Linked DNA regions of Homo sapiens: region 2 is linked to region 1. The links are chromatin loops, found by intact Hi-C in ENCODE. Cell type or tissue: CD14-positive monocyte. All regions are shown on one strand.

What was found. Hi-C counts contacts between places; a loop is a spot of excess contacts. Peaks named below come from ENCODE experiments on the same cell type or tissue, not always from the same donor. Only the 100,000 strongest peaks of a DNase experiment are listed, where the experiment ranks them.
Region 2: it touches region 1 in a loop (2.5-fold over the local background); 7 of 110 quality-filtered maps call a loop at or near these places.

The regions. Positions count from the first base shown.
Region 1 is chr7:158,972,460-158,980,459 of GRCh38, forward strand. It overlaps LOC124901795 (a long non-coding RNA gene), which reads left to right and starts at 1,842. Exons shown (of 2, transcript XR_007060626.1): 1 at 1,842-2,058; 2 at 4,209-8,000. RefSeq lists enhancers at 3,503-4,243, 4,185-4,304, 4,315-4,364. In CD14-positive monocyte, CTCF peaks have their summits at 4,787 (motif pointing left) and 4,991; a DNase peak (open chromatin) is centred at 4,762; H3K4me3 peaks cover 1,015 bases; H3K27ac peaks cover 828 bases.
Region 2 is chr7:158,860,160-158,868,159 of GRCh38, forward strand. The region is part of intron 1 of DYNC2I1 (dynein 2 intermediate chain 1); the gene reads left to right. Among named protein-coding and RNA genes, the nearest start is that of DYNC2I1, 7.6 kb to the left of the region's middle. RefSeq lists an enhancer at 1,401-1,900. In CD14-positive monocyte, no CTCF peak of the experiment used is centred here; no DNase peak of the experiment used is centred here; H3K4me3 peaks cover 1,556 bases; H3K27ac peaks cover 864 bases.

The sequences.
Region 1 (8,000 bases):
AGTTAACATATCCGGAATAATGATGTCTGAAATATTTTTTTATGACCCAGAAATGGTATTTCCTTTTTTTTTTTTTTTTTTTTTTGAGACAGAGTCTCGCTCTTTCGCCCAGGCCAGAGTGCAGTGGTGCAATCTCGGCTCACTGCAAGTGCCACCCCCCGGGGTTCACACCATTCTCCTGCCTCAGCCTCCGGAGTAGCTGGGACTACAGGCACCTGCCACCACGCCCAGCTAATTTTTTGTGGTTTTTTTAGTAGAGACGGGGTTTCACCTTGTTAACCAGGAAGGTCTCGATCTCCTGACCTCGTGATCCGGCCGCCTCGGCCTCCCAAAGTGCTGGGATTACAGGCGTGAGCCACCACGCCCGGCCCAGAAATGGTATTTCTACTTTACGCAGTAGGATTGAGTTTTGCTCTGTTGCCCAGGCTTGAGTGCAGTGGTGAGACCATGGTGCACTGCAGCCACAAACTCCTGGGCTCAAGTGATCCTCCCAGCTTAGCCTCCCAGACCACGAACACTGCCACCATGCCCCGCTAATGTTTTAATGAAATGGTGGGTTTCTGTAGAGATGGGATGTTATGTTGTCCAGGCTGGTCTCAACCTCCTGGCCTCGGGCCTCCCACCTCGGCCTCCCAAAGCCGTGGGATTACAGGGGTGAGCCACTGTGCTCAGCTACCTAGTATTATTTCTAAAGCACTCAAGATCTTTATGGTAATATAAAATATATTAAAATCTCAGAATATTAGTATTGGAAGGCGCCTGGTAGTCAGCAGGTTAATCTCTTCTGCTAAAGCCCTAGCGGACCTTCCCTGACCCCCGCCGTGATGAGAGCCCCCCATTTCATGACATAACACGTCCTCTTTAGCAGATGCTTTCTTTATAAGTGTGACTTATGTTAGAAAAGGTTTACCGTTTTTCCATTTCAAAAGTAATCCATGGTCATTAGGGGTAGGAGGAGGAGGAAGAGAGAGGCCTCCGGAGCCGGCTCCCCGAGGGCGCGGCGCGTCCGTGGCCCAGGTGTCCTCGCGAGGCTGCACGCCGGGTAACCGCGCACCCATCGCCTTGCCATGGTAACCGGGGCTTCCCGGTGACCGCCAGCTCGCGCCACCCCCGCTCTTCAGCGGCCTCCGAAGGTGCCTAGAAGCCTGTGAGCTCAGCGCCCAGGCAGGTCTCCCTTCCTCAGGCCGCGGAGCCTCGCTCTGCACAGTAGGGGGCGGGCTGTTCCTTTCCGGCCTGAGGAGGCCCGTGGCTTCCCGCGCCGACGTTTGACGTGTGGCAGGGACCCGGTTAGCGTTTCTGCATCTCAGATGGAGATGTGTGCTGTGCAGAGGCCGTGGCTGGGGCGCCACGAGGCTGCCCGACTGCAGGCGCCCGGCGGAACCCTCGCTCAGGCCCGGCTCAGTCTCAGGGCAGGCGCGGTCCCTCGCCCAGGCCCCCCACCGGCCTATCCGTGCCCCCCACCCTCGCCCAGGCCCCCCCCCCGCCTCTCCGCGCCCCCCACCCTCGCCCAGGCCCCCACCCGCCTCTCCGCGCCCCCCACCCTCGCCCAGGCCCCCCACCGGCCTCTCCGCGCCCCCCACCCTCGCCCAGGCCCCCCACCCGCCTCTCTGTGCCCCCCATCCTTGCACCCCGCGCTGTCCCCGGCGGTCTGGCCTGGCGTCTGGAGCTCCGGGAGCGCCTGTCCTCCCAGGGCCGATGCCAGCGCCCGCCCTCCGCGTTCCCGGCATTGACAGAATGTCCAGGCGCGCAGGGCCCGTGGGTGGGGCCTGGGCACCCGGCCCTGCCCTCGCGCACCCTCCAGACCCGCCACTTCTTAGATAGAGAGCGGCCGCCTCCCCGCCCTCCTTTCAGCCACTCGCTCCGCGCAGTCAGCTCTGCTGACTCTTCCGGAGGATTCTGGAAGGTTCCAGAGGGTGTGCCGCCGAGGCCCTGCGAGAGGGCGTTCCCTGGGGAGAACATTCCAGAGCAAGGTAACATCCATAAACGGAGGCTGAAACGGCCTGAGACGTCCCGGGAGTAACGAAGACCCCAAGGCGGCCCCAACTTGAGGGGGGCGAGGTAGCCAGGAATGGGGGGGTGGTGGGAGGGACGGGAAGGCAAACGCGCTGCCTGCTGGGGACGGACGCGCCTTGGGGCAGCCGGGGAGGCCCCGAACGCAGAGATGGGGGAGGCCAGGCGGGTGGGGAGGAGCCCGCGGGGCCGCCAAGGGGGTTCCAGGCAGGCAAGGCCGCCCGGCCTCGGGGCTCTGCGGCACCCAGGTTTCTCTTTCTTTAATTTTTTTGATGGAATCTTGCTCTGTCGCCCAGGCTGGAGTGCAGTGGTGCGATCTTGGCTCACTGCAACCTCCACCTCCCGGGTTCAAGCGATTCTCCTGCCTCAGCCTCCCGTGAATTTATTTTTAAGTTTCCTGGGGGGTGGGATGAGGACCTCTTTGGCCTTTTGTTTGGAATCATGTTAACTTAGTAGACTTCTTAGCTCTGTTGGACATTTTTAAAACAGAAGAGGCTGCCCAGCTGTGAATATCTCATTTCTTATGATACTCATCCATAGTCAGAAGAACCAAGGCAGAAACTGAGGATGCTTGTTGTAAAGTTGGGCTAAGAATACACCCCAGAGCCATGATAGACATAGACTCTGAAAGAAAGGCAGATCTGGAACTAATAAGCAATTATAGCAAGGTCGCAGGAAACAAGGCTAATATGTAAAAGTCAGTCGCTTTCCTATGTACTACAAATGAGCGAGTGGAATTTGAAAATAAAAACATAATACCATTTACTGAAAATGAAATACTGAGGTATAAATCTAACAAAGTATGTACAAGAGCTATATGAGGAAAACTACAAAACTCTGATGAAATAAGTCAAAGAAGGACTAAATGAAAGGAGAGATATTCCATATTCATGGTCAGGAAGACTCACTATCATCAGAGGTCAATTTCTCACAAATTCATCCATAGATTTAATGCAATACCAACAACAATTCCAACAAGTTGTTCCCGAACACCAGGGGTTCTGTCCAGGTCATGCTGCCCACTGCACAAAAAGCCCCCAGTCTCTGAGACAAAGAGAGTTGCCGGGGAAGAAGGCTTTATTCTATTACAGGCGGTGTCAGCTGGAGAGACAGGAGTCAAAACTCAAATCCGTCCCGCCTTCCCGGCTAAAGTCAGGGGTTTACATAGCTGGGAAGGAAGACAGGAGGGGCAAAGAGGGGAGGTGCGTGGGTGGAGCACGGAGGGGAGGTGCGTGGGTGGAGCACGGAGGGGAGGTGCGTGGGTGGAGCACGGAGGGGAGGTGCGTGGGTGGAGCACGGAGGGGAGGTGCGTGGGTGGAGCACGGAGGGGAGGTGCATGGGTGGAGCACAGGATATTTTTGGGACGGTGGAACAACTCTATGATACTATAATGGAGGATGTGTGTCATTACACATGTAGCCAAACCTACATTGACAGCAGTGGCTGCTGCCATCATCCGCCTGCAGCAGGGAAGCGTGGCTGGGGCCTCACACTCCATGGAGCCAGTGGGTGCCCCGCCCCTTCTGAGTTCGGAAGGGAGCTGTCCGTGCTCCCCGTGCTGCTGCACCTGCCCAAACCACAGCTGCAGACCCAGGCCTCCTGCTCTACGAAGCTGCCCAAACTGCAGCTGTGGATATGAGCCTCCCTGTGCACTTGAGGGAGCTGGGAACAGGCAAGATCTGCCTTCCCGGGTACAGCTGCAGCTGCGGCACCCACGGCTGCAAACCTGGGCCTCCTATTCCAAAAAGCGGGCAGGAGCTAGGGACAAGTAGGAGCCCTGCCCCTTCCGAGTTGGTGGGAGCTCCCAGGTGCAGCTGTGGCCGCCCTCCCGGGTACAGGACCTGGGTGTTTCTGCAGCCTACACCCTCAGGGGCCCCAGGAAGGACCCCCCCTACCACATCCCTGCAGGCTCGGGGGTGTCTTCTGCTGCCTGGCCTCTCTCCACTCCTAGCGCCTGCTCCGATCTCAGAGCTGGGGCTGGGGCCAAGCCCAGGGGCCATGAAGGGCCGTGGGAGGCAGATTGATTTCTGGGTAGAAGGGGCAGGTCCCCAGGAAGGCCCTACCTTCAGGCCAGCGAGGGCCTGAAGGCTGGGGGCTGGGCTGCCAGTGCTGCAGACAGGAGTGGGGACTCTTGATGCCTCTTCTGGGCCCACCCATGACCACTTATGGACCAATCGGCATGCACTTCCTCCCCTCAGAGGTCCATACAAGCTCTGGGCTCAGCCAGAGCAGGGCAGAGAAGGGTCACAGGATGAAGAGGACAGAGGGCAGAGAGACGACCGGATGGGATGACCAGCTGCAGAGAGGAGTACCCTCTCCACTGAGAACAGCAGAAGGCAAGACAACCTGTCCACAGAGAGGAGCTACCCTCTCTGCTGAGAGCTTCAGAGACCTGCAGAGACATCTGAATGACCTGCCTGCAGAGAGCAGCTTCCCTCTCTGGGGCCTCCTCTCTGCTGAAAGCTGAACACTCGAGAGACGACCTGCCTACGAGAGGAGCCACCCACTCCTCTGAGCTGTTCTGACACTAAATACAACTTTTCTTCTTCACGCTTCACTTGTCTGCGTACCTCATTCTTCCTAGACGCAGGACAAGAGCTCTGGCAAAGGCGCTGCAGCCACAGAGGTTTCCGGCCGGAAAAATCGGCACCCCAGAGATCCCATGAGAACGTCACGTACAGCACTGAGACGGAGCCCTAATGAAAACTGTGGCTCTGGGTGATAATGACGTTACTGTGGGTTCATCAACTGTAGCAAATTCGCCCTCTGCTGGGCGTTGTTGGAAATGCAGAGGCTCTGGGGGGTCAGGTATGTGGGAGCTCTCTGTACCTTTCTTGTAATTTGATGTGAACTTAAAGCTGCTCCAAAAAGATAAAATCTTGAAGAAAAGCGAAAAAAAAAAAAAGGAAGAGAGGAAAAAATGACAGGCAGAAGGTCACGCCTGGCCCCTCAGTGCGCGTCCTCAGGCCTCTGCTCCCAGCTGGGGCTGGCAGGTGGTCGGGGGGGCACCCAGCTCCTCCACTCCCCACGCCCACCACAGCTTTCAAAGTTAGGAACACAGGCAGGGTGGAGGTGAAGTCCGAACAGAAAGAGGAGACTTAAGGGAGGGCGAGCCCTGACTTTGTTTCGTTTTTCCGAGGCGACATTCGGTGCAGCTTTCTGGGTCCCCAAGGCTGACCCTGCTGCACCATGAACCACACGTCCACACCCTCACTGTCTCCCGCTCATGACATCAGCTCACCTGAGACTGTCACCGAAGGCTCTTTAACGTGAAATGAGTGGTTTTAACTATTTTTAAGTACACAGTTGTGTGGCATTAAGTGCATTCACTATGATGTGTGGCCATCACCATCGTCCACCCTAGAACCCCTTCATTTTCCCCAACAAATTCTGTCCCTTTAAGCAAGTGCTCCCCATCCCCCACCCCCTTCTACCTTCTGTCTCTGTGAATCTGATGACCGTCAGTCTCTGAGCACAGCCATACCATCGTGGGCCTTTTGTGTCTGGCTTACTTCACCGAGCATAATGTCCTCAGGGTTTATCCGCATTGTGGCAGGTGCCAGAATCCCCTTCCTTTTTTAAAGGCTGAATAATGCTTTACCGTATGGATAGACCACATTTTGTTTATGCGTTCATCCGTTATCGGACGCTTGGGTTGGACCATGTTTAGTGGGTGTGAATAAGGCTGCCCTAAACACGGGTGCACAGGCATCTGCCCAAGTCCCTGCTCTCAGTTCTTTTTGAGAAATACCCAAAAGTGAAATTGCTGGGTCATATGGCAGTTCTATTTTTAAGGTTTTGAGGAGCCGCCACACTGTCTTCCCCAGCGGCTGCCCTGTTTTACATCCCCTCAAGCAATGTAAAGGGTCCCGGTGTCCCCACATCCTCCAGTTTCTCCACATCCCGAGCACTTGCTGTCTTCTATTTTTGATACTTGTTACCCTAATGGCTGTGAGGTGGCACCTCATTGTGGTTTTGATTTGAATTTCCCTAATGACCTGTGATAGTGAGCATCTTTTCATGGGTTTATTGGCCATTTGTATGTCTTCTCTGAAGAAATTGTCTATTCAAGTCCTTTGACCATTTTTGAATCGAGCTGTTTGTTTTTTTGTTGTTGAGTTGTGGGGGTTCTTTATACATTACTGAAGGCTTATTTTTATGGTCCAATAATTCTTTATAGCACTGGGTGCTCGCTAGCCAGATGCCGTGATTATTTATGGCCTGGGACTGCGGGTACACATGTCTCCATTTGGAGGCTCAGCCAACGTTTCTAGGTCTGTTAACTTGAATTCATCTTTTAAATTGAAAAAAAGATTTATTTTCCTCCTTATAACAGTCAAATCTCCGCCTTTCGTGTTTCCAGGGCCAAGTACTATCTGGGGGTAAAATGTTAAAGCTCAGTGAGAAATCCCTGGATACACGGAGGTTACATTTCAAAGGCCAGACCCCTGGTGAGAGCAGAATAATAGTGTCATAAATGGCGATGTTGTATTGTGCAGTTGATAAATTGAGTAAATATTTGCTAAAAGCCAGGAAACCCCCACAGCAATAAGGACAAATGATGTTCATCAAAATGGCAGCCGTTTACTCAAGAATTAGGCAGAACCCACGGCGGGATGGACACTTGGACGTGCTCTCGGGACGGGCTGGCTAGGAAAGCTACAGCTGCAGATGGAGCTGGGAACCTCGCCCTGCCCTGAAACCCAAGGGAAAATCAGACTCCGAGGCACCGGTCGCCCTAAACCACCACAGATGGGGTTTCCACCTTCCTAGGAATAAGAGTGGAATATGCACCTGGGGGTGCAGCTTCGCCTTCCGCACAACAAGGGTCAGCGCCAATGTTTCCCTGAGATTCTCAGAGACCCAGAGCGCTGCCACCAGCGGCCTCCTGCCTCCCTGGAGCTCTTACCTCCCGCTCCCTCTCTCCGTCCAGGTGCTTACTTCTGGGAACTAATCACTCAGTTTGTCTGATTTTTTACTTTTAAATCTCTTTCAAACCATTGGTGCCTTTGCAGCTTCTTGTAGCCACCGTCAGAGCCAGGCAGCAGGGGAGGAGGAGGCTTGGACTGTGGTGCAGAAAACCCCGTCCAGCCTCACTTGCCTTGGGAAGGCTTTGAAAGGATCATTTATACACTGGAGGATTCCATGAAGACTTTTTTTGGCCACCCTGAGTGGTTCAAGGTTCACCCTGTCTCTGTGAGGCTCGGCCTTGCCTTCTTTCATCAAAAGAAAAACAGAAGCCAAGGCTGAGGCCTTGCTGACCGGTCCCTCCCGAGTCCCTTCCTAACTGGAAACGATGATTCAGTCCAGAACTCCGCCTGCTCAGTCCCTGCTGTAAACTTCGTGGCTCTCTTTAAGTGCTGCTAGATGCCAAGCCAGGGAGACAGCCTGTATCATCAGTGCAGTCGCCCTGGGGGTGACACCAGGGATGATTATGTAAATTCTCATAAAACCCACAGGCAAGTTTTGCTGCGGCCCGGCCTCCGGAGTCCTCCTGGTTGTAAGGGAAAGCACGAACTTGAGCGTGAAGACTCCAAAGCAGAAAAAAAGCAGAGCTCAGGAGGAAGCCTGCAGGGAAGGCCAAACCCTCCTGTGTGTGGAGCGGAGGTCAGGCTGGGGCGGGCGGCCACAGCTCCCCACCCTGGCCGCACCCCAGCCTGCAGATCTGACAGATGCAGGCCCCACTGCACCTGACAGTGCCGTGCTCAAATTGCTCACTCAGCAATGACATATTGGTGACCTGCCGGCAGCAGGCACTGTGGACAACACGTGGGGAGCACTGAGCAGGGCTACCTGCAGACGGCCTGGAAGCTCACCTTGGGCCGACTGGCAGCAGGTCACATGGCCTCTCTTAATTAATCTAATTTCCCACAAGGCAGCCGGGGGTTATTCCAGGCAAACCTGAATTCCTGCGTGGAACCTCAGGTGCCAACACCTGCACATGTAAGCGGTGTCCAGGCTGCACCCTGGAGCCCAACCCTGGACCCCTT
Region 2 (8,000 bases), 110 kb before region 1:
GTTCTCCTGCCTCAGCCTCGCAAGTAGCTGAGATTACAGGCATGCACCACTATGCTGGGCTAATTTTTTTTATATTTTTAGTAGAGACACGGTTTCACCATGTTGGCCAGGCTGGTCTGGAACTCCTGACCTCAGGTGATTCACCAGCCTCAGTCTCCCAAAGTGCTGGGATTACAGGCGTGAGCCATCTCACCCCGCTGGTATTATAGCTTTTAGTATACACCAAGCATTTCTTTCAGTTTGTTTCATTGTACTTAGTTGCTCACATAATTAATCTGATGAATATAAATAGTTTTATGTTCTTTATTTGTACTGAGATCATACCAAGTTTCAGTATGTCGTAGCTATTGGAAAAAACTTAATGGTACCTTTGCAGGCTTTACACCTGCCTGCATGGTGACAATTTTCTTTAATATTAGCTCTTTCAAAACTCTTTAATTTATCTTGTTTACAATGTGTATGACTATTAATTTTTATGGTCAATGAAAATTTTAGAAATTTCTAAGTTTTTTTGTTACATACCAAACAATTGATAGGTAATGTGTGAGTTTATTGTTATGAAATTTATTAATCATAGCTTGAAAAATGTAGACATGTTTTTTAGGTTATTCTTAGTTTAAAATAAATTTCTACCCTTTTTATTTTCATGTGAGATATGTACTAGTGATGTGAACTGTTTAGGTACAGTGCAATGCCGTTTCATTCTGTTTTTAGAAAGGCTGAATGTTTTAGAGTAGCTACAGTGGGGTCTCCAAGGTTGGTCCTCACCAATCCGCTTGTGGGGTTCCTCCAGAGAACTGCAGAAACTCTGGCATGAACTCTCCATTCAAAGCCCTGTGCTGATTCTTGACGAAAGTTTAACACTGCTCCTCGCGGTGTAAGGCCACCTCTGGGACAACCCAGCTCAGTGTTGTCTGAAAGAGCTCAGGGCTGTCAGAATAATTTACTGTTTGTTTTAGCCAACACCTGGGGATAGGTCCCTGACATCCTTTCTGAAGAGAGTTTAAAAGGGCTTAAATTATGAATCCTTCTCTGTCCTTTTGAGATGTCTCTAAATCTGCAATTCAGGAGTGTCTTTGAAAAGATATCAGAAAGGACAGGATGGCCTCTGTTCTGGTCTCTCTGGGAAGGTAGAATCCTAACTACTGTAATTATCAGCTAGCAGACACAGCGAGCTTAATCTCACACTGACCAGCCTTTGTAATTTTTCACTTGAGCTCCCCTAGCCCGGGTTCTCCCCTAAAACACTCCCTCACCTCAGTGCAAACAGAAATGGAGCTCAGCTGTTTCCCGTCCCGCCTGCAGTTACTGAATGAAATCTATTTCACCACTCGAAAGTCTGGCATCCCCCTCCCCACACTTCTCATCTGTCAGCCAAGTCTAGAAAGGAATCAGCCTGAGGTCAGCTCTGTCTACAAAATAGACTCAGCGCAGCAGCATTTTAGGCATCTGCCGCTTTGACGTAGCTTTGACGTAGCAGCTCACAGATAGGACTCTCATCTGCAAATACATGCATACCGAAAACACAGGTGCTCCCTGCAGCCACGTTTGTCACATGGAGTACAGAGTGTTAGAAGCAGCCTGTGTGGTCACCAGCCAGGGCCTAGGTGAGTGAATTACGGTGACTGTAGGGAATAACCTTGGATTCAGTGATGGAAACTGATCATCCTAGTTTTCTTCGTTACCGTTTTCTTCAGAGCACTTTTCCTACCAGGGAGCGTCAGTTACACAGTCAAGTAATAGAATGAAGACCTGGATAGGCTGCATTTCATAATTTGGCCCTAAGTAATTTGATAACTTAAAAATTCTAGTGTAAGGAATTTTGGAAAAAAAATGAGGACAGCAAAGGATAAATTATGTCCCAGTCCTAAAGGCGGGAGCCAGCCTTGCCCTCTGGGTCTCTTAGCGTGCGCCCTAGTTTGGTGTGTTGCCATGCAGGGTTAGTGAAGCACACCACTCTGGCCGTTAGTGCTCCTGCTCATTCCACTCTGTAATTCTGAGAATTAATGTTGGTGTCGTCAACCTAAAGAAAATCCAGGCAAAATTAATTATAGAGACTATCAGGGCCACAGCCTGGGAAACACTGGGAGGCGCTCCAGAGAACAAAGGAGAGGCTTGAGTGTTTAAAGAGAAAAGGACGAATCAGGGGACGATTACAAAATACTTTGTCAAGTACTGGTTTACAGAAATAACATTGATTATTGATTGGTTATACATCACTGAACTGCAGGTTACGAATTCTGGTGTCCAGTGTATGACATTGGTAGGTTAATTTATGGCTATTGGCCAGGTGTGGTGGCTCATGCTTGTAATCCTGGCACTTTGGGAGGGAGGATTGTTTGAGGATGGGAGTTCGAGGCCAGCCTGGGCAACATAGCAAGACCCTATCTCTTAAAAAAAAAAAAAAAAAAAAGCCTGGGCATGGTGGTGCATTTCTGTAGCCCCAGCTACTCAGGAGGCTGAGGTGGGAGGATTTCTTGAGCACAGGAGGTCAAGGCTGTAGTGAGCTATGATAGCACTGTGTCCGGAGTTGGTTCCTTCTGGTGGGTTCTTGGTCTCGCTGACTTCAAGAATGAAGCCACAGACCCTCGCGGCGAGTGTTACAATTCTTAAAGATGGTGTGTCCGGAGTTTGTTCCTTCACATGTTCAGATGTGTCTGGAGTTTCTTCCTTCTGGTGGGTTTGTGGTCTTGCTGACTTCAGGAGTGAAGCGACAGACCTTCGCAGTGAGCGTTACAGCTCTTAAAGATGGCGCATCTGGAGTTGTTTGTTCCTCCCGGTGGGTTCATGGTCTCGCTGACTTCAGGAGTGAAGCCCCAGACCTTTGCAGTGAGTGTTACAGCTCATAAAGGTAGCGTGGACCCAAAGAGTGAGCAGCAGCAAGATTTATTGTGAAGAACAAAGCACAAAGCTTCCACAGTGTGGAAGGGGACCCAAGCAGGTTGCCACTGCTGGCTGGGGGTGGGGGGAGGGGGGCCAGCTTTTATTCCCTTATTTGGCCCTGCCCACATCGTGGTGCGTTTACAAACCTTTAGCTAGACACAGAGTGCTGATTAGTGCATTTTTACAGAGTGCCGATTGGTGCGTTTACAAACCTTTAGCTAGACGCAGAGCGCTGATTGGTCCGTTTTTACAGAGTGCTGATTGGTGCGTTTACAAACCTTCAGCAAGACAGAGTCCTGATTGGTGTGTTTACAGTCCTTTAGCTGGACAGAAAAGTTCTCCAAGTCCCCACCCACCCAGAAGCCCAGGAGGCTTCACCTCTGGGCACCACTGAACTCTAGCCTGGGTGACAGAATGAGACTCTTTAAATAATAATAATATGGCTGTTGGTGGTGATGCTGAGTCAAGAGGTCATAAAGCAGGCTGCTTACTTAGCTCTGGGTGTGGGAGGAGCGGGACTTCCTTAGCTCCAGGTGTGTGTGAGGGGGGCGGTGAGCCGGACGTCCTTAGCTCCGGGTGTGTTTGGGGGGGGCGGTGAGCGGGACGTCCTTAGCTGGGGGGGGGTGTGGGGAGAGCGGGACGTCCTTAGCTCCTGGTGTGTGTGGGGGGGGCGGTGAGCGGGACGTCCTTAGCTCCGGGTGTGTGGGGGGAAGGGGGACGTCCTTAGCTCCCGGTGTGGGGGCGGGGGGGAGCGGGACGTCCTTAGCTCTGGGTGTTTGGTGGGGAGCCGGACGTCCTTAGCTCCGGGTGTTGGAGGGTGTTGGAGGGGGGAGCGGGACGTCCTTAGCTCCGTGTGTGGGGGTGGGGAGCGGGACGTCCTTAGCTCCGTGTGTGGGGGTGGGGAGCGGGACGTCCTTAGCTCCTGGTGTTGCGGGGAGCAGGACGTCCTTAGCTGCGGATGTGGGGGAGAGCGGGACGTCCTTAGCTCTGGGTGTGGCGGGGTGGGGAGCGGGAAGTCCTTAGCTCCCGGTGTGTGTGTGTGGTGTGGGGGGAGAGGGACGTCCTTAGCTCCGGGTGTGGGGGGGGGAGCAGACGTTCTTAGCTCTGGGTGTGGCGGGGAATGAGACGTGACCACTGTCACATTTCAGTGGCTCTGGGCCTAAACATTTAAAGGAGCTCACATTCCTCAGATTAGTTTCTTTTCTTTCTCAGTGTCATGCAGGGAACAGGATGACGATGTGGACGTCAGCGCTATACCACTGGGTCCATGTAGATGAATGTCACAGGGTTGGGCCGCGGTGTCTCTGTCATGTGGGGACTCAGGCTGGAGAGTGCCTTTGCTGCTTTGCACAGAGCTAGTGGTCATCCTGAAGGTCCAGAATGGATTTATGGCAGTGTCCCTGGAAGGAAGAGTGGATTTAGAAACATGTTATAAGCAGAAATAGTAGTATCTGGTGACGCTTTCCTCTGTTTATTTTTTAATAGAGATGGGGTTTCGCTGTGTTGCCTGGGCTGGAGTGCAGTGGCAGTTATCACAGCTCACTGCAGCCTCGACCTCCTGGGCTCAAGTGAGCCTCCTGTCTTAGCCTCCTGAGTAGCTGGGACTGCGGTTGAATCACCATGCTTGGCTGATTTTTTTTTTTGATGGAGATGGGGTCTTGCTGTGTTGCCCTGGCTGGTCTTGAACTCCTGGGCTCAAGTAATCTTCCTACCTCAGCCTAGCAAAGTGTTAGGATTACAGGTGTGAGCCACCATGCCTGGCTCAAAATAACTTCTTTTAAACATTTCTTAATGTTCAATTAACTAGTTCAAATCAGTATTTAACTTTAACCTCTGATGAGTGTTTTCTAAAAGAGGAGGCTGGGTTAGAAAGCAAGGGGAGAAGCCCACTGCCCACAGGTGGCTGCAGATGCCAGTGGCACCTTCTCGCTGGAGTCTGCCCAGCTGTCGGAGGTTATGTGGCAGGAACAATGAGCGTCAGGTCCAGGGGCTTCTGCTGTTTGGCTTACAGAGCGCGGAAGCCCTCACACCCACTCGTAGTGGGGGTCGGACAAGATGGCACAGGGGTGGGGTTTGCTTTCCATCTGGGCTGTGAGTGTCCTCCCTGAAGTGAGGTTTTGGCTTCACCACCTCTGATGGTGCACCTTGGAGGTGATACCACCTTGGAAGTGATTTCAGCCCAGGTTTACTTCTCCTTGGATTTCAGGATGAGATGAGAGTGGGGAAAAGAATTCCCTTGAAGCCCTGCATTGAGGGGAAGGGGAGTTAAATCAGTTTCATCTGTTTTATTCGGGAGGCAAATCAAAGGGATGTAAACATTGTTCAGGGTTCTTACTGTACAGTTCTCAATAGAATTTTGTTATGAAAAGGTTCTAGATGATTTAGTTGATGTAAATCGAGCATAAATCGAGGGACAGAGGCCCTGGGGAGCTGGTGCTGGGCAGCCGCTCATCTCCTGTTTGCTTGCCATGTGCATGAAGGATGCTGGCCCAGGACAGGTGCTTGCAGATGCTGAAGACCGCAGGCTCCAGTTCTCATCCACTAGTGCGTGGGCTGAATCATGCTGATGGTTTTGCTGCTTAGCTCTCCTGAGTCTCCTCACCCCAGTCCCCAGGCTGGGGTTTGTTCCACTCCTGGGAGTGCTGGGGAACTTTGCCCTTTGGTTCCATACTTGGAGAGTTGATTTTAAGCGTGGATTGCTGGGCTGCTCCATAGGGCAGAGTCTGAGGGCAGGTCAAGTTGGTCTTTAAAAGGCCTTGGCAGAAGCATGTGGTTTACATGTGGCAAGTGGGGACCGACAGCACCGGGGCAGGGAAGTCGTAAATCACTGTTGAACAGTTTGAAACTCTAGAGGGAGACAGCATGGATAGAAAACTTGAGGGTAAACAGTCCATATTAGCTGAGTTTTAAGCGCTCCAAAGTAGTCAGTATTCTGTGCATTTAAGAAAATGGCTGTTACTTTTCATACTGAAAAGTAGAGAGGCCGAAGAAAAATCCTGTGATCTCTGTCAGAGACCTCTTGTCTTCAGGGTTTTTAACTTTGTCAGTATCAGTAATGTTAACCATTAAGAAACCCCACTGGATGGGTTTTGTGACATACTTACTTTTCACATTCTGAGCTAGTGGCCTTGTGCCTTCCCAGTGTCCCCTGAATGTCCTCAGCGTCCCCTGTGTGCAGCGCCCACGTCTCCTGGTTGAACTGTCCCCTAATGTTCTAGGTGTCCCCTCTCTGTGGTGCCCATGTCTCCTGGTTGGACTGTCCATTGGTGTCCTGGGCATCCCTTCTTTGTGGTGCCCATGTCTCCTGGTTGGACTGTCCCTGAGTGTCCTGGGTGTCCCCTCTCTGTGGTGCCCACGTTTCCTGGTTGGACTGCCCCTTGGTGTCCTGGGCGTCCCCTCTCTGTGGTACCCTGGTCTCCTGGGTCTCCTGGTTGGACTGTCCCCGAGTATCCTGGGCGTCCCCTCTCTGGTCACTCGTGTCCTGGGTTCCATTCAGCCCTTTTTTTATAGCAGGTCCTATATTAAACCTCTCTGTAGGAGTTAACTTTAAACAAATAGTTGGCCGGGCGTGGTGGCTCACAACTGCAATTCCAGCACTTTGGGAGGCCGAGGTGGGGGGCTCACCTGAGGTTGGGAGTTCGAGACCAGCCTGACCAACATGGGGTAACCCCATCTCTACTAAAATTACGAAACTTAGCCGGGCGTGGTGGCGGGCGCCTGTAATCCCAGCTACTCAGGAGGCTGAGCCACGAGAATTGCTTGAACCTAGGAAGTGGAGGTTGCAGTGAGCTGAGATCGCACCACTGCACTCCAGCCTGGGCGACAGAGCAAGGCTCCGTCTCAAAAAAAAAAAAAATTGTTTAATATATTTATGAGGTATTACAGCTTTTTTTGTTTGCCCTAATTTTCACATTCCAGGAAGAGTTTTAGTGGCTTGTCCATGAAAAGTTTCCATTTTTCATTTGGACTAAATCTGTTTTTTTTTTTTTTTTTTGAAACAAACCCCCAAATGCTTCCTTTATTTATACCTTTAAGGAAGTGTTTCTCAAAGGGAAAAATTGAATAATTATGGTATATTCTCTGCAGGAAATCATCCTTGATTGAGTTTGCTTAGCTGAGGTTAGGTTTATCATTAAGCTCTGTTGTACCAGGGTTGTGGGGTTGTAGGGTTGTGGGGTTGTACCCTGTGTTGTTGGAGTGTGTTACTATGGCGTGGTGATACGCGGTTAGGTTAAGCATGAAGCTCTGTTGTACCGGGGTTGTAGGGCTGTACCCTGTGTTGTTGGAGTGTGTTACTGTGGCATGGTGATAAGCACCTGCGTGTTCTGCACTGAGGTTCTGCTGAGGCCTCAGTGCAGCTGTGGAGCAGGAGCGGCACAGAAGAAGGAGCTGTGGCTGCACTGGCAAAGCTCATGCTCCCCTCGGGGAGACCAGCGCGGATCTTGTAGGAATCACTATCGCGAGGGTTGCCAGGAGGCAGTGGTGCAGTGTGACAGGAGGCGCTCCAGGTGGCGGCGAGGGTGCAGAAGGGGAGTCCCAACCTTGCCTTAGAGCACAGTCAACCTTTACTGTCCTCATGGTTCCTGTAGGTTAGGGTTTGGGGGTGGCGTGGGGGGACGTTAGGGTGCAGTCCTCACGCTCTCTGAAGGTTGCGTTGGGCTGAGGGGCCCTTCTGACGTGTGGGCTGGTGCCGGCCTCTCCTGGGCCTCCCCGGGAGTGCTTGGGCATCCTTGTGCTATGGCGTCTCCCAGGGTGCGCGGTGAGAGCAAGCGGGCACCACAGCCAGGTGGAAGCTCTGGAAGGGACCCTGAGCAGGAAGGCGCACAGCTGGGCCTCCACCCCGTCCTCCTCATCAGAAGTGTGGCAGGGCGGGCGGCTTGAGCTGAGGAGTTTGGGCAACATGGCGGAACTCCATCTCTACAAAATACAAATATTAGCCAGGTGTCATCCCAGCTACTCAGGAGGCTGAGGTGGGAGGATGACTTGAGCCGAGGTTGCGCCACTGCACTCCAGCCTGGGTGACAGAACCAGACCCTGTCAAAAAAACAAAAAGACGATGATGAAGAAGAGTGTGACATAGAATCTGGCCCACGTTCGAGGAAGGGGAATCAGCTTGA